Linked DNA regions of Homo sapiens: region 2 is linked to region 1. Evidence: chromatin contacts called from ENCODE Hi-C or POLR2A ChIA-PET data. All regions are on one chromosome and are shown on one strand. Each heading gives the region's core, a stretch centred on a gene start or an enhancer-like site at or near the end of the contact. The rest is flanking DNA. Distances are from core to core; before and after follow the strand shown.

Evidence for each region. Hi-C counts contacts between places; a loop is a spot of excess contacts on that map. ChIA-PET counts read pairs that join two places held with the same protein, here RNA polymerase II (POLR2A). Pooled maps may share reads with other maps.
Region 2: a map of CD4-positive, alpha-beta memory T cell shows a loop between it and region 1 (2.6-fold over the local background). The contact joins two enhancer-like sites. A Hi-C loop is called at or near these places in 4 of 168 maps with a recorded cell type or tissue (CD4-positive, alpha-beta memory T cell, CD8-positive, alpha-beta T cell and naive thymus-derived CD4-positive, alpha-beta T cell), 7 of 37 single-sample maps with no recorded cell type and 7 of 50 pooled maps. POLR2A ChIA-PET finds 5 or more read pairs at or near these places in 6 of 52 experiments (CD4-positive, alpha-beta memory T cell, CD8-positive, alpha-beta T cell, GM12878 and 3 more).

What each region holds. Positions count from the first base shown.
Region 1 is chr2:30,333,085-30,340,553 of GRCh38, reverse strand. No RefSeq gene overlaps it. Among named protein-coding and RNA genes, the nearest start is that of LINC01936, 9.8 kb to the left of the region's middle. RefSeq lists enhancers at 2,495-2,734, 3,115-3,304, 4,165-4,234, 4,245-4,304, 4,395-4,494 and 1 more. Within about 2 kb of position 2,818, at least 9 of the 41 ENCODE cell types and tissues checked have a DNase peak (open chromatin) inside an H3K27ac peak, as active enhancers do.
Region 2 is chr2:30,476,761-30,484,229 of GRCh38, reverse strand. The region is part of intron 1 of LCLAT1 (lysocardiolipin acyltransferase 1); the gene reads right to left. Among named protein-coding and RNA genes, the nearest start is that of LCLAT1, 33 kb to the right of the region's middle. Within about 2 kb of position 2,674, at least 8 of the 41 ENCODE cell types and tissues checked have a DNase peak (open chromatin) inside an H3K27ac peak, as active enhancers do.

The DNA.
Region 1 (7,469 bases), core at 1,569-4,068:
GCCTGCTCTCATACTCCTGGACTCAAGCAATCCTCCCACTTCAACCTCTCAGAGTGCTGGGATTACAGGTGTGAGCCACCATGCCCAGCCCACACTGGATTTTAAGGACTTAGTATGAAAGAATGTCAGCAATCTCATTAAAATGGTTTTTATTGATTTCATGTTGAAATAATAATACTTTGGCTATATTAAGTTAAATAAAAATATTACTAAAATTAATTTCACCAGTCTCTTTTTACTTTTACGTAACTTTTAGAAAATTTAGAACTACATATGAGGCTTGCATTGTTTCCATAGCCAGCACTGATCTATACGGCTACTTGACCTCTCTGTTGCAGTTTTCTCAGCTCTAAAATGGGGATACCAATAATATCTGTTTTACAGGATCATCATAAGGATAAAATGAGTTAATATTTGTAAGGCATTTCGAACAATACCTGACATATGATAAGTACTTTTAAAAATCTTTGTGAAATAAATAGATGGTGCTTAACATTTTTAGCATCTAAACTGGTTGGATAGGCCCAGGTCCCCTACAAAACTGAACTTGAGGCAGAGCTTAGGGGCTAATGTTTTATTGGAGGGTATAATCCCAGGGAAAGCAGGACTGAGGGCAAAGGGGAAGTAAGGCAGGGGAGGAGGGAAGCCATCACATCATAGTTTTTTGTGGAGCTGGCCACAGCTTCCCAAGAAAACACATAGCTGATTGCTTGATCACGTGAGCCATCGAGAGAAGCAGTATGGGACCACTGCATCTTGGCAGAACTGTTGAGGGAAGGAAGGTGAACAATTTATCTGCCAGTTCCTTCCCATCTCCTGCTCACATTGGTTAAGGTTTGCCACTTGTGGAGTTAAGTCCTTTGCACTTTCTGCTTATGTCACTAGGCCCTTTTGGAAAGCCACCAGAGAAGTCAGAGATGCCTAAGTTCAGATGGTTGGACATGGGCTCTGGAGCCACTGAGGCCCCTGACAGGGAAGGCGCCATGGAAGGCTTGATGAAGCCTGGCCCTCATCTGTGGGGCTCAGTCAGCAATGAAAGGTGAGGCCATAGCAGTGGCAGCGAGGTTCATAACCACCGGGAGGTCATCATACCACGGTGGGGCTGCTCCAGCTAGGAATCAGGGCAACAACTGAGCCTAGGGGAAAATGGGGCCAAGCTGAGGAAGGAGGCGTGTCCTATAAGCCCCATATGCCCTGCCTCTCAGATCCTGATCAGATTTGCTTACTGGACCTCGACACTTACATGTCTCACAAGCATCTCAACTTTAGTGTTTCTGAAACTGAAGTTCTGGTTTCCGTATTTGAGTCTATCCCCTGACCTAGCCCCTCTGTTTCCTATCTTCTACAGTTCAGTAAATTCACCCACTTGCTTAAGCCAGAATCCTGAAGGCCATATTTGAGGACTGGCTCTTCCTCTGCCACATGTGATCATCAGCAAGTCCTATGGATGTAATCTCCAAATTGGATCTTCAAGCCATCTGCCTTTCTCTATCTCCACCAGATAGCGGGTCACCAGCATCTCTCCCATGGCTATTACAGTAGATTCCAAGAGGGTCTTCCTGCCTCCTCCCTTTCCTCTCTCCAGTTCTTTCTTTACACAGTAACCAGAGTAATCTTTCACAGTATAAATCAAGTCATGTCTCTTGGCTGCTTTAAAACCCTGCAGTGGCTTTTTACAATAAATCCGAAGTCTTTTCCATGTTCTACAAAGCCTTCCATGACCTCACTCCTGTCTTTTCCACCTCACCTTGAAACCCTCCCCTTCCTCCCTGGCCCGGCTAGCCAGCCTCATTCTTTCCTAACACACAATGCATGCTTTATTGTTTCAGGGCAGGAATTGGCAGAATACTTCCTGCTTCTGTTTTATAAATAAAGTTTTATTGGAACACAGGCATGACAGAGATTGATGGACCATGAAGCCAAAGGTATTTACTATCTGGCCCTGCACCGAATGTTTGCTGAACCCTCTTTTGGGGCCTTTGGCCTTGCCTCTGGCTCTTTTTCCAGTTTGTAGCCCAGTTGATTCCTTGACTTTCAGCTCTCAGCTTACATGTTACCCCTTCAAATGGATCATCCTTGACAACATTGCTTCAGTGGAAGTCCCTCTCTCCAACCCAAAAACACCCTTATTCTCCATCACACACTCTGCTTCTGACCTTTGTAGCATTTTCTCAATTTTAGATTACATATATATTTATTACTTTACCTGTTTACTGTCCATATCCTTCCCTGACAACTCTAAGCTCCACGAGGGTAAGGACTGTGGCTGTTTTGTTCAGTATTGCACTCCTTGCACCTCCAAGTGCCTTCTCTTGCTAATAAACCACCGGAATTCCTGCATCCAGTTGAGGCTTGATCCCTTCAGAGCGGCTCCTACTCTCCCAACCACTCCGCTAGTCTGTATACTGATCCAGCAATTCTCCGCTACTGAGGTGAGGTTGGGCACAGGTGATGCTTCCAGAGAGCAGTTGAGTGTGGAGTCTGAGCCACAGGGTTGCATTTCCTAACAATTCTCAGCCATCTGAGGAGTTGTGACACCACCTCACTGTGTGTTTGATTTTTAAAAAATGATGTTACAGGCCGGGTGTGGTGGCTGACGCCTGTAATCCCAGAATTTTGGGAGGCCGAGGTGGATGAATCACCTGAAGTCAAGAGTTTGAGACCAGCCTGGCCAACTTGGTGAAACCCTGTCTCTACTAAAAATACAAAAATTAGCTGGGCGTGGTGGTGCCTGCCTGTAATCCCAGCTACTCGGAAGACTAAGACAGGAGAATCACTTGAACCGGGAGCCGGAAGTCGCGGTGAGGCAAGATCGCACCACTGCACTCTCCAGCATGGGTGACAGAGTGAGACTCTGACTCAAAAACAAAACAAAACAAAAAAGATGTTACAATTCCCTCACTGTTCCACACATTCTAGAAAATAAAAACTGAGCACAGGGTAGCATGCATTTATCTTTCATTAAAACAACCTGAGAGTTACTTTGGGGAGCAGTAATTCTGGAGGGCTGCCGGGAGGAGGTCCCTCAGCAGCACTTGTAGTTGCCTCCTCTGCAGCCACCTTGAGCCTGTGCCACCTTCCAGGGTCCTGATTCCTTGCTAACTTCCCCAGAGCACGGGCTGGACAGGTGCAGTTGGGGCTGGGAGGCCAGGCAAGCAGCTGCAGCTCAGGGGCACTGAGGGCGCGGGCCTGGAGACCGTTCTTGGGGAACAGGCCGAAAGAAACCAGGGACATGTAAACACATCAGACTGAGACTCAGGCCCCAGAACCATTGCTTTCAGATGTACACAGGCAGTCATGGGGAGGAGATGCAGAACAGGAAGTGGTTTAGAAAGCCACTCTCTCAGCTTTACAGATGAGAAAACTACATCTAGAGAAGGGACCTACCGGGTTAAAATTAGAACGGACAAGAACACAGGTCTCTCACCATTCTCCTAGTGTGTTCTTCTAGGCTGAATCACCCAGGCTGTCCTAAGCTTCTAAGGTGTCCTCCCGGACAGTATCTAGAATGGCTGGGCACAGCTAGGATTTCTCTGGAAAGCTTCATGGAGGGGGCTTGGAAGAGCACTGGACTTGGCCTTGGGTGAAGCTAGGTTTGAACCCTGTCCTCTCAATAGCTGCAAGTCCAGGACTAATGTCCCAAACTGCTTTGAGCCTCAGTTTCACAACCGTAAACTGTGGTAAGAGTCTCTGAATTGCTGGACAGTTTTGAAGATTCAATGAAGTAAGACCCGAGTGTGCCTCAGGAGTTCCAGATACATAGCAGGCATGCAGACATTCAGTCAATATTAGTTGGATTTTGAGTAGCCAAGCTAGCAGAGGAGGGGCCGGAGCAGGAAACCGTGTATCCATGGGGTATGGTGTCTTCTATAGTAATTCCAAATGAGTTCATCAAAGGAAGAGTCCACGACAAATGGCCCTTTTCCATCCCCTCAATCCCAACCTCCCAGAATACCATGTTTCGGGTACTACAAGGATGACGGTTGCATCTCTCCAATGTCTTCAGAGGAATCAGGGTTTATACTCATAACATCTTACATCCTGGGACATAGGTTTCAGTATGACCTATGCTATTGTCTTTGGATACCTGCTTACCAAAGGCATTCCACCCTCTCTAGGCCATTTGATAAATATCCAGCGAAACAATGTTATCATTGTTGGGTGGTTCAGCTCCCCACCCACTCTGGCAACAAAAGGATATCGTTAATGTCCTCTGTGCAACAAAAGGATATCATTTGTCTTAATCTGGGGCATGTGTTCAGAGTCCTTTGAGATCTCAGAGCATTCTTCTTCCCCCAGATCCAGGTTGCCTGACTGTGCTCTGAGAAATTCTGAGTGTTCAACAGAGCCTCTGCTGGTGGGAGAGGGGCCAGAGTGGGTGGGGTGCTGAGCCACCCATCACCCTTCCTTCAGAGAAGTTTCAGTTTTAGCTCTTTGCATATTGGGTATCTTTGTAAGATTATATTTGAACTAAAATTTTTGCAGTTAAAAACCAGTTTGCAAATTGTGCACTGGAGACTGAAACTAATGGCTGCCAGGTTCTGTCCTAGGTGGTTGGCACATGTCATCTTGCCTCATATACTCCTCCTGATAACCATTTGAGTGGGTGTGATTAGCCTTGCTGCCGTGATGAGGAAACAAGCATTCTGAGAAAGGAAGGAATTAGCTTTAGGAGCTAAGAAAAGAAGGATCCCAGGACTGGAACCCAGGCCTGCCTGGCTGGAAGCGACACCTTCAGACCCTGCAGAATACTATCACAGCGTGATGCTAATAACATGGATTTCCAGTTGGAGATCTGGGTTCAAGTTGTGTTTCTGCCTCTTCCTACTTGAATGATCCCTGACTGGACACTGTATGTTATTTGAGCCCTGTTTTCCTCCCTGAAAAAATGGGTATGATAATAATACTAGTCAGAAGATGCACACCCTTACATCACATTCCAGTGATGCTATTTGTGTGGCATCTTGGGGGAGAGACCCCGACTGCCTCCTTCAGAACCCCTCATCCCCAGGCTGAGCTGGCCTGACTGCCAGCAGACTCCTCATTCATAATGATCCCAGTCTTGGGGTTGCTGAACCTGCAAGGGTGAAGTTTCCCTGGGGGCCCAGAAGCCCTTTCTTGCGCTCAGTCTGGGGCTATGGGGCTCAAGATCAAAGTGTGTGCTCTGCTTTCCCTGGGTGAGACACATCCCTTCACCCTGCAGCCTTCTTTAATTAGCTCAGAGCCTTAGAGCAATACCTTTTTTGGGTTCTTATCAGCACTTCCTGATAAAGTAATTAATGGGTTTCTCTTCTCCACTGAGCATCCTGCTGCCCCAGAGGGCTGAGCTGGGAAGGAAGGGGCTAATTAGCTCCTGTGTGATTATCTGGCTAAAGCAACTGCGCCAAGTCTCTGCAAATCTGTATGGAGCCCTCATCCTCCCCTGGGTGAAACTTCAGCTCTCTGTTTATTCCTTTTGCTTGGTGCCAAGTCTGCCCACAAAGTTCAGCCCCTTCCACAGAGAGCCTCTCTTTCTCTTATCACCAACATCTGCAGGTGGCACTGTGGGACCCAGGGTCCTGCCTTGAGCCTTGAAGCCAGTCACCTGGGAGCTCTCAGGGAGGTCCCTGGAAACCTGAGCATTCCAAAGCGAGTCCAGACTTTCCAAGCCTGCCTCTGTGAAAAACACAATGGCAGCAGAGTGTTGTGGAAAGAGCCTTCATCTGAGGCCATAGACTGACTCTAGACTGCCACCTGCCACCAAATAAGCTGTGTGACCTTGCGTAAATGATGCATTCTCTCCAAGTCTCAGTTTCCATAGCTTTTTAAAAAGGGAGTGGGGACAGGGAGTTGGTATATAATCAGGGATGGCAAATGCGTGGTTTTCCCAACTGTGATGAATTTGTCATGACTCTGCACCATGTTGACAGCGATGAAGCCATGTCCAGTTCCAGTGGGGAGACTGGAGATGCTGACCATGATGTCTGTCATTGTTGATGTAGGTGCAAGGCTTCCCATCAGCAGCACTACTGGCATTTGGCAAGGGCTATCTTTGCTGTGTTTGACGGTGCTATACCTCTCAGGTATTAGTACCTTTCAACAGCAATCATTGAAAGGCAAACAAATACTTTGCATGTTTCCAAAGATCCCCTGGGGGCTATGCTATCCTTGGTTGAGAACCTTAGGTAGGCAGATGGTGGTAAGGGTCAGGATTCTTTGGGCTACAAGTGACAAAGACCATACTTAAATTAGTTTAGCTAAAATGGAAATACAGCCATTTATGTAACAGAGAAGCTGAAGGAGAGACTTGGGCTGCCTTTCTCCATCCAACATAGCTAATTAATCTCTCCTTCAGAAGAATCTGCGGTAAGGTAAGTTCTTTTTAGATCCTCTGCCTCCCCAAGCCCTTTCTATCTGGGAGGAAACAACGGAAAAGATGAGCAGCAAGGTCATTCCAAAGGTGGGGGATAGATCACCCCTTTGCTCAGCCTGGCAGGCTAGAACATTAGCAGGGACTTAGGCACAGCCAACTGTGGGTGCCTGCCTGGGACTTTGTTCTAGAGAGGCCACACAAAGACTCTTGGCTCTATCCAAGGTTATTGTTGGTGGCGGTGGTGCTGAAGTTGGGGTTTTGGGGCAGGGTAAGTGTGTCCAGAGGTGATGGGGTCCAGTAGGGCAGTGATGGCTGTAGCAGCCTCCCACGCTGAATTCCTGTGATGAGGACTCGCCTAGGCCTTTGCCACCCTTAGCTTCTACATGTACTTTTTTCTTCGGCCTTCCTGTTTATCCTGTGGGTGGCCCAGGACCTTTCCAATAAATTATTTTCCTGATTAAGTTAACTAGAGCCAGTTTCTATTGCTTGCAACCCAGACCCTCGCTAATATAGTTGGAGTGGGGCATCTGGGTAGGACGAAAAGCCAGTAAGCAGGTCAGTTGCTCCAAAGTCTCGGGGGGCTTCTGGAAGGTGGTTAGGAAGCAAAAGCCAGCAGGACCCAAAGGCCACGGAAGCAATTTTTCTTGGTGATTGTGCTAGTGATCTCACTGAAGACAGGAAATTCCTCCTCACAGAGAAGACTCACTTCTATGTAAGGCTCCGCTTTTGGGGGCTAGTTCCTGGCACCCCTATCTCATGATCTACCTCTTTGCTAAGCTCAGGTCCCAGTGGCAGACAGGATGAGTCTGTGCTGTACTCCCTACCCATCATGCCCCTTTCTTTACCACATGGGATTCAGTGGATAGGTGTCTCCACACTTGTCACTGTCAGTTCTAGAAAACAACATAAAGCAAGTGCCTGAGCTGAACGCACAGCCAGAGCAGGGCCTGGGTCTTTCCCTCCTCCCAGATTAACTCAGACACAGACAAAGAAGGGCTGGGGTTCTTGCTATGAAATCTGTGGGTGGGGAGAGTCCGCTTTGCAGTGGAGTTGATTGTAATAAACTCCCCCTCCTCCTCCAGCAGGAAATGGCCAATGTAAAACCCTAAATGAGGGC
Region 2 (7,469 bases), core at 1,425-3,924, 140 kb before region 1:
TCCAAACTTTGAAAGCGAATTTGAGTTTTTGAAGCAATTAAAGAGTCTCATGGGGCCTAATACAGAGAATATGATGGATCAGCAAGCAGGGCCATCTATATTTGGTCCAAAATCAGATGTAAACATGGGTAATAGACTAATTTTCCTGGGAGGCCACCTGGGAAGACAAAACCTCTAAGGTGACTGCTCTGAAGCACATTTCTCACTTAGATATCAATATAACTCAATTTCACAAATAAATAGGATCCAGTTCAACATTCTCATTTTACTAACAAGAAAATGAAGTTTCTAAAAGGTAAAAAAAAATGCCCCAAATCACTGAACTATTTAGTGGCAAACTGGGGCCTAAAAGTCAGGTCTCCTAATTCCTGTTCAGTACTCGTTCCCATTCACTATGCTGCCCATAAAATTTAAGGCTTGAGAATAAAGTAGAATTGCCTTTAAAATCCAGTAGGAGTTTTAGTTTTAAATACAAGTTAAGACAACTGGAAATGGATATGGTAGGTCTAGGCCCTAAACTGGGTCTGGTTTGCAATGCCAGATCTCTTATAGCTCAACCAAAATGTATGAATGTGGGTTTGCTTATGCAGACATTAAAAAAAAATTAAAGATGAGTTTTCATCATCACTAGTAGCATTTGTTGAGCATTCACTATGCCAGACACTTTGCCAGGCCCTTTTGCTTGCAGTGCTTCATTAAATCCTCAGAACAACCCTATGGAGGTAGACACATTATATCCTCACTTTAAAGATAAAGACAGTGAGATCTACTAAGGTTGAATCATATAATCAGAGTTACTAAGCGTGGCAGGTTGTATTTTCTAAAGATGGTTATAAAAATACATTCTTTTTCTTAATAAACTTTTTTACTTTGGAGTAGTTTTAATTTTATTTATTTTATTTTTATAGAGACAGGGTATCCCTATGTTGCCTAAGCTGGTCTCGAACTCCTGGGCTCAAGTGATCCCCCCAACCTCAGCCTCCTGAAGTGCTGGGATTAGAGGTGTGAGCCACTGTGCTTGGCCTAGAGTAGTTTTAAAATTGTGATGATAGGACAGAATTTCCATACACTCTATGCTCAGTTTCCCCTAATATTAATGTCTTATGTTAGTAGATACATTTGTCACAACTAATGAAGCAATATTACATTTGTATTAACTAAAGTCCAAATTTATTTAAATTTGCTTAGTTTTTATCTCATGTTCTTCTGCACCAGGGTTCCATTAGAATACCACATTACATTTAGCCATCATGTCTCCCTTGGCTCCTCTTGGCCATGACAGTTTCTCCGACTTTCCTTGCTTTTGATGATCTAAGATTCTAAAAAGCTGAGACTGGACCCCAAGTGTATCTTACTCCAGAGAGGGTGCTTCTTAACCATACTACTAAACAATTTCCTGTAATCCAAACTGCTTGTCCTTAGGTTTGTTTGGGTTTTGCTTTTTTTTTTTTTAATAGGGACAGGGTTTCACAATGTTGACCAGGCTGCTCTTAATCGAACTACTAGCCTCAAGCGATACTCCTGCCTCAGCCTCCTAAAGCACTGGGCCTAAATTGGCAGACATATCACATTTGGAAAGTAGATCCTACAGCAATGCTTTATCTTCCAGTAACTACATTACTACACAGCATATTCAAAAGAATATATGAATGAGCTGTCACGGCATATAAGACCATGTGGCTCCAAAATATAAGTAACATCATTCTCAGTGACAAGACCAAGGAAGTTACGTATTAACTTTTTTCTTTTAAATAGCCATACATTCTTTCCACACAGTTTTGGAAAGATATATACTAGAGATTTTTTAAAATATTCAAATAATTCCTATCTGCTTTCATTTAATGGCAGGAGTGCTTATAAAATATTATTAGATTTATTATACACATTTTAGGATTAAGTTGTAGCCAGTGCTAATTATAACATGCCTGGAAAAAAAATCTAACCTACACTGATTAAAATTCTATTTATAAAGGAAAAATGTAAACCACAGAAACAGTGCTTAGTTTAGAACAAGAACATGTACATAACTGCCAAATGCAATCCCTATTTAGATGTCTGTCTTACTGAACACTGTAATCACAAAAACCAAAATGAATTTCTAAGTGTTTTAAGATGAAATAGTTTTTGCATAACTTTCAAGGCTTATAATTACTTCCCTGAAAAGGTAAATAATCCAAGTTTCAATTTATTTATAATACTAGTTCTCTAGAAGTTAACAGATTGAATACTCAGCTTTACTATACATGGAAGCCTCCTACAAAATTCAGAATCTCTCAAATTAACAATTAAATGCTAATCAAAGAAAAATTATTGGAAGTCAAAGGCCAATACTAAGTTCCTACAGCCATTTATGGATAATGCAAACCCCTAGGCTTACTGAATGGGTTTTTAAGACTCCTCGAATACTCTGGGGTAGCAAAGTATACATCTAAACTGATTGCCCAGAGAAATGAATCATTAACTACATACACGGTCTCTGCTTCCTCACTTCCCATTCCCTCCTCAATCAACTTCCCTCTTCAGTCAGCTTTCTGCCTCTACCATTCCACTGAAACCACTTTGGCAAAAAAGTCCACTTTCATGTAGCCACATCCAATAGCTACTTCTCTGTCCTCATTTTACTCTACCCTCTTGGCAGCATTCCACACGCATGGCCACTTCCTCCTTGAAATGCTAGCCTCTCTTGGCTTTTGTGACAACACTCTCCAGGTTTTCTTCTGACATCGGTGATCCTTCTCTCCTAGTTGGCTTGGTTGGCTCCCCCTCCTCTACCAGACCTCTAAATGCTGAGGCTTCCTATCACTCAGCCATCAGTTGTCTTCTCTCTATCCTTTTCCTCCTCCCTCTTCCTTTGTGCTATCTTTATGCTGATATTACCAAAATATCTCCAACACATTATCTTAGCTGCAGACCGACCCACAGGTTCATCTACTTACCTAACACTTGCGTGTAATCTTACAATGTAAATCCAGTTACATAATTTCCCAGTTTAAAAGCCTTTAACGGCTTTCCATTGAGCCTAGAGTAAAAATCGAATTACCACTCCCCTTCTACCTCTGTGCTAACTAACCTCTTCTGCCAGGTTCCCCAACAGGCCACATCCCACCTCAAGGCTTAGTGCAAACTGTCCAGGCTACCTTCTCAGACTTTGTTTCACTACCTCTGTTTCTTCCTTTAGGTTTTAGGTGTCAGCTTAATGTCAACTCCTTAAACAAGCTCTAAGGCTGACCACTACTTAAAGCAAGTTCCCCTCAATAGTGATTTTGTCTCAGTCCTGAGTGCTTCGTTTATGGCTCTCATTACAGCCAGCAGTTGTTTATTCATTTGTCTGTTTCCTGGTTTTCCACCTGTCATTCCCTCTAGAATCTTAGTTCTATAGTTCTGTAGTTGTAAGGACCATATTGATATTGTGCACTATTATATCCTCAGCAAAAAACCCCAGCACACTTTGAAAGAGCTCGAATTTTCCCCAACCCCAGAAACAGTCTCACTCTATTGCCCAGGCTAAAACTGCAATGATGGGATCACACCTCACTGCAGCCTTGAACTCCAGGCCTCAATTGATCCCCTCGCCTAGGCCTCCCAAAGAGGTGGAATTACAAGCATGAAGCATCATACCCTGCATGAAAGAGCTCAATTTCTACTTGATGGAGGGCTTAATATAAAAAAGAGAAAAAGTCAGATAAATTGATACTGTCATTTTATATTTTTTCCAGGAATTCAAAAGCTAGTATAGGCCAGGCGCAGTGGCTCAAACCTGTAATCCCAGCACTTTGGGAAGCCAAGGCAGGTAGATTACTTGAACTCAGAAGTTGGAGACCAGCCTGGGTAACATGGCAAAACCCCATTTCTACAAAGAAAAAATATAAAAATTAGCCGAGCATGGTGGTGTACACCTGTAGTCCCAGCTACTCAGGAGGCTGAGGTGGGAGGACAGCTTGAGCTATCCAAGATCGAGCCACTGCACTCCACCCTGGACAAAAGAGCAAGCCCCTGTCTGGAAAAAAGAAAAAAAGTAAGTGTAACAAATGTCGTTCAGCTGATCAGTCTTTGGCCCTTTTGCTACTTTTATATGGGGTCCTTTTTATTAAACAGAATACTAATACAACAAATATAAAAGTATTAACAGGAAAATAATGTCATTTTACATCCACAATATTTTAAATAGCCTCCAATGTGTTTTCAAAGGTTTATCTCTATGATGTAATGAGATACAGTATAAAAGGATGAAAGTGTTTAACCTGATTGAAATACAGAAGGCAGGGATTATTTCCATTTTAGAGATACAATCACTAAGGCAAAGAGGTCAATGAGTTACCTAAAATCACAGATGTTCAGTGGTGGAGCTGAGGTCCGAACTCAGTTTTCCTGGCTCCCAATCCAGTCAATCTTTTGTTTCTTTTACTTTTTTCTTTTTTGTGTTTCGTTTTGGTACATACTTTCAGCCTTCTTAAAACTGTAGTGTTCAGTAAAATACACAAATCCTAAGTATATGACTTAATAAATTTTTTACAAAGTTAGTATCCAGATCGAGACAGAGTATTGCCTGCAACCCAGAAGCCTCCTTCATGCATGTCCCTTCCCAATAATTAACTACTCCACTGGTAACCACAATTCTGAATTCTATGACCATCAGTAGTCTTACCTGTCTTTTATCTAAATGGAATTAACAAACATATACACAGCCAGGCATGGTGGCTCACACCTATAATCTCAGCACTTTGCGAGGCTGAGGCAGAGGGACTGCTTGAGTCCAGGAGTTCTAGACCAGCCTGGGTAACATGCTGAGATCCCACCTCTACAAAAATGGGAGGATAGCTTGAGCAATCCTCCACAGATGGGGATGGCGACATGAGCCTGTGGTCCCAACTACTTGGGAGGCTGAGGCAGGAGGATCACTTGAACCCCAAAGTTGGAAGCTGCAGAGAGCTATGATCACACCACTGTAGTCCAGCCTGGATGACTGAATGAGACCCTGTCCCAAAAAAAAAACCAAAGAAAATAAAAAACAAAAAACAAGTATATACTCTACTGCATCTGGCTGCTTTTATTCAACATGTCTGTGAGATTCACCCAAATAAGTAAGTGCCACAATTGTTTCTTCTTGCTCATTGCTGTACGGTATTTCACTGTATAAATATCCCAAAATGTATTCATCTATTCTGTCTGACATCTGTGTATTTTTCAAGTTTGAGCTATATGAATAATGCCATTATGAACATTCTTATTTTGTAGATGAAGAAACAAAGGCCCTAAAAAGGGAAAAAAATACTTAAAGAAACACAGCAATTGGGCAACCCAAGTATATCCCAGGAGGCTTGATTCCCCTTTTACAATGTAACACAAGTCAGCAAGTCCATCTGAATCTTAACCTAAAGATCTTAAAAAATCTTGGACAATACAAAACCAAGTCTTAAGTTACAAATACTATGCCAAAGATTACTGTAGTTTCTGGTTATGAAAGTTACTTCATTTGTTTATGTGTGTCTATGTTTGGTTTTTTAAATTTATGTATCTACCTACCTACCTACCTACCTACCTATCTATCTATTTATTTATTTATTGACAGGTTCTCATTCTGTCATCCAGACTGGAGTGCAGTGGCACAATCATGGCTTACTGCTCCTGGGCTCAAGTGATCCTCCCGTCTCAGCCTCCTAAGTACTAGGACTATAGGCACACACCACTACACTCAGCTAAGAAGTAACTTATTTTTACACATATAACTATTCTATAGAGATTTACCTCATCTACAGTCAAATAAAATTTTGTTTCCCAGATTAGAAATGTACCAAATTGGGAATTCTACCAGAATATGAACAGAGAAAACAGTCCCAACTTATGAGCAGGTAGCATGCTAAAACTCTGCATTTAAATCAGCTGTTTGGAATTCAGAATGCATTTTCCCACAAAAATTATGTTATAAAAAGTGATCAGGTTTTCACGTCAGCCTACAAAAGCCAACTTCACAAAAATGTACCTGAAAATAGCACTAATAACAACACAGTCTTTAACCATTATGAATAAATGCTTAACTTCAAATAATGATTTATAAAACTATCTCCTAACACCCCAATCTCGTGTTAACTCATAAACTGTGGGAGGCCCAGTTCCAAATGCTTCTGTAACTGGCTTATGCCTTTTTTTTTTTTTTTTTTTAATCCCTCACTAACACTTTTGACTTTACGTTCCCAAATCCTGGGCCACAGAATTCAGACCACAAAATTCCTTAATTCCTATCCCTTAAGTAAATCTTTGAGATTTTTCACTGCTAGAAAAACTTTCAGGGGGGAGAGAGAGAAATTAGAAAAACAGAAGGAAAATCGTAAAATTTCAAGAAGTCTTAAAAAGTTGTTCTGTTTTTACCAAAACGGGCACAGAGTCAGGTAGGATTTTTCTAACCTCCTACTTTCATTAAAATATTCTTCTCGGGAGCCCTGCTCAATCTTTCTAGACTTCTTAAAATCCTAGGCTGGCCACCTCTGAGTGTCTCTCCTTTCACTAGGAAAGCCTCCAATTTAATTTCTTCTCACATTCCTTCTCATTACTCAGGGATAGCCTAAATGGAAAGATAAAGTGATATGTTGATAACATCAAGTCTTTAGGTATGCGCAGAAGTGAAATCAGGGAGAGATGAAGCCTAAGGGGTGCTCAGGCCATTAGGGTCACAATCTGTGACTTAGTTGTATACCAGTTAGAGGCTATATACAGATACTTTGGAGCAAACAAACCATTTCATAAATGGACACCAAACAAGTATCCAGAAATGAGAATGACCTACCTTATATATCACAATATAATATTCCTTTCTTCTTTAAGGCTCACATTATCTTTCCAGTAATTAGACCGAAGATGTATTCCATATTTTCTCCAAACAACAAGCACTAACCTGAATACACCACAAACAGGTACAATCCAAGGCATCAAAAGGCTAGCTCTAATTTGATGAAATTAATTTACCTACAAATGGAGAAATCGATTTCTATTTAGTCTAGGTGATAAAAACAAAAAGGACAACAGCTATCCTAGCCTTAAAATCCAATAAAGAGGGTGGTAAATGTCTCTGAAAATCAAAAGAAACCTACAAGTCATAAATGCCCTCAAAGGATTCTTAGGCACAGGAACAAGCGTTGATTCACTAAACATCAAAGAATGGATGCTTTAAAGAAAAAAGAAGGTAAGATTGTGTCATTCTATCAAGTAAGTCTTTAGAGTAAGTAAAATACCTTATGGGCCAAAAATTAAAATGAACTGCAAAACTTATGTACAAATTATTAACTATCACTTCTGTGACTGAAGCTAATAAGAGAATCACACACTTAAGTATGACAGTGTAAAGAGGTATCCAAAAGTAATTTGAGCTAGCTTAATACAGACAACTAAATACACCCTCAGAGAGCTGACAGCCTGTAAGCCAGCAGTCCCCAGCCTTTTTGGCACCAGGAACTGGTTTCATAGAAGACGATTTT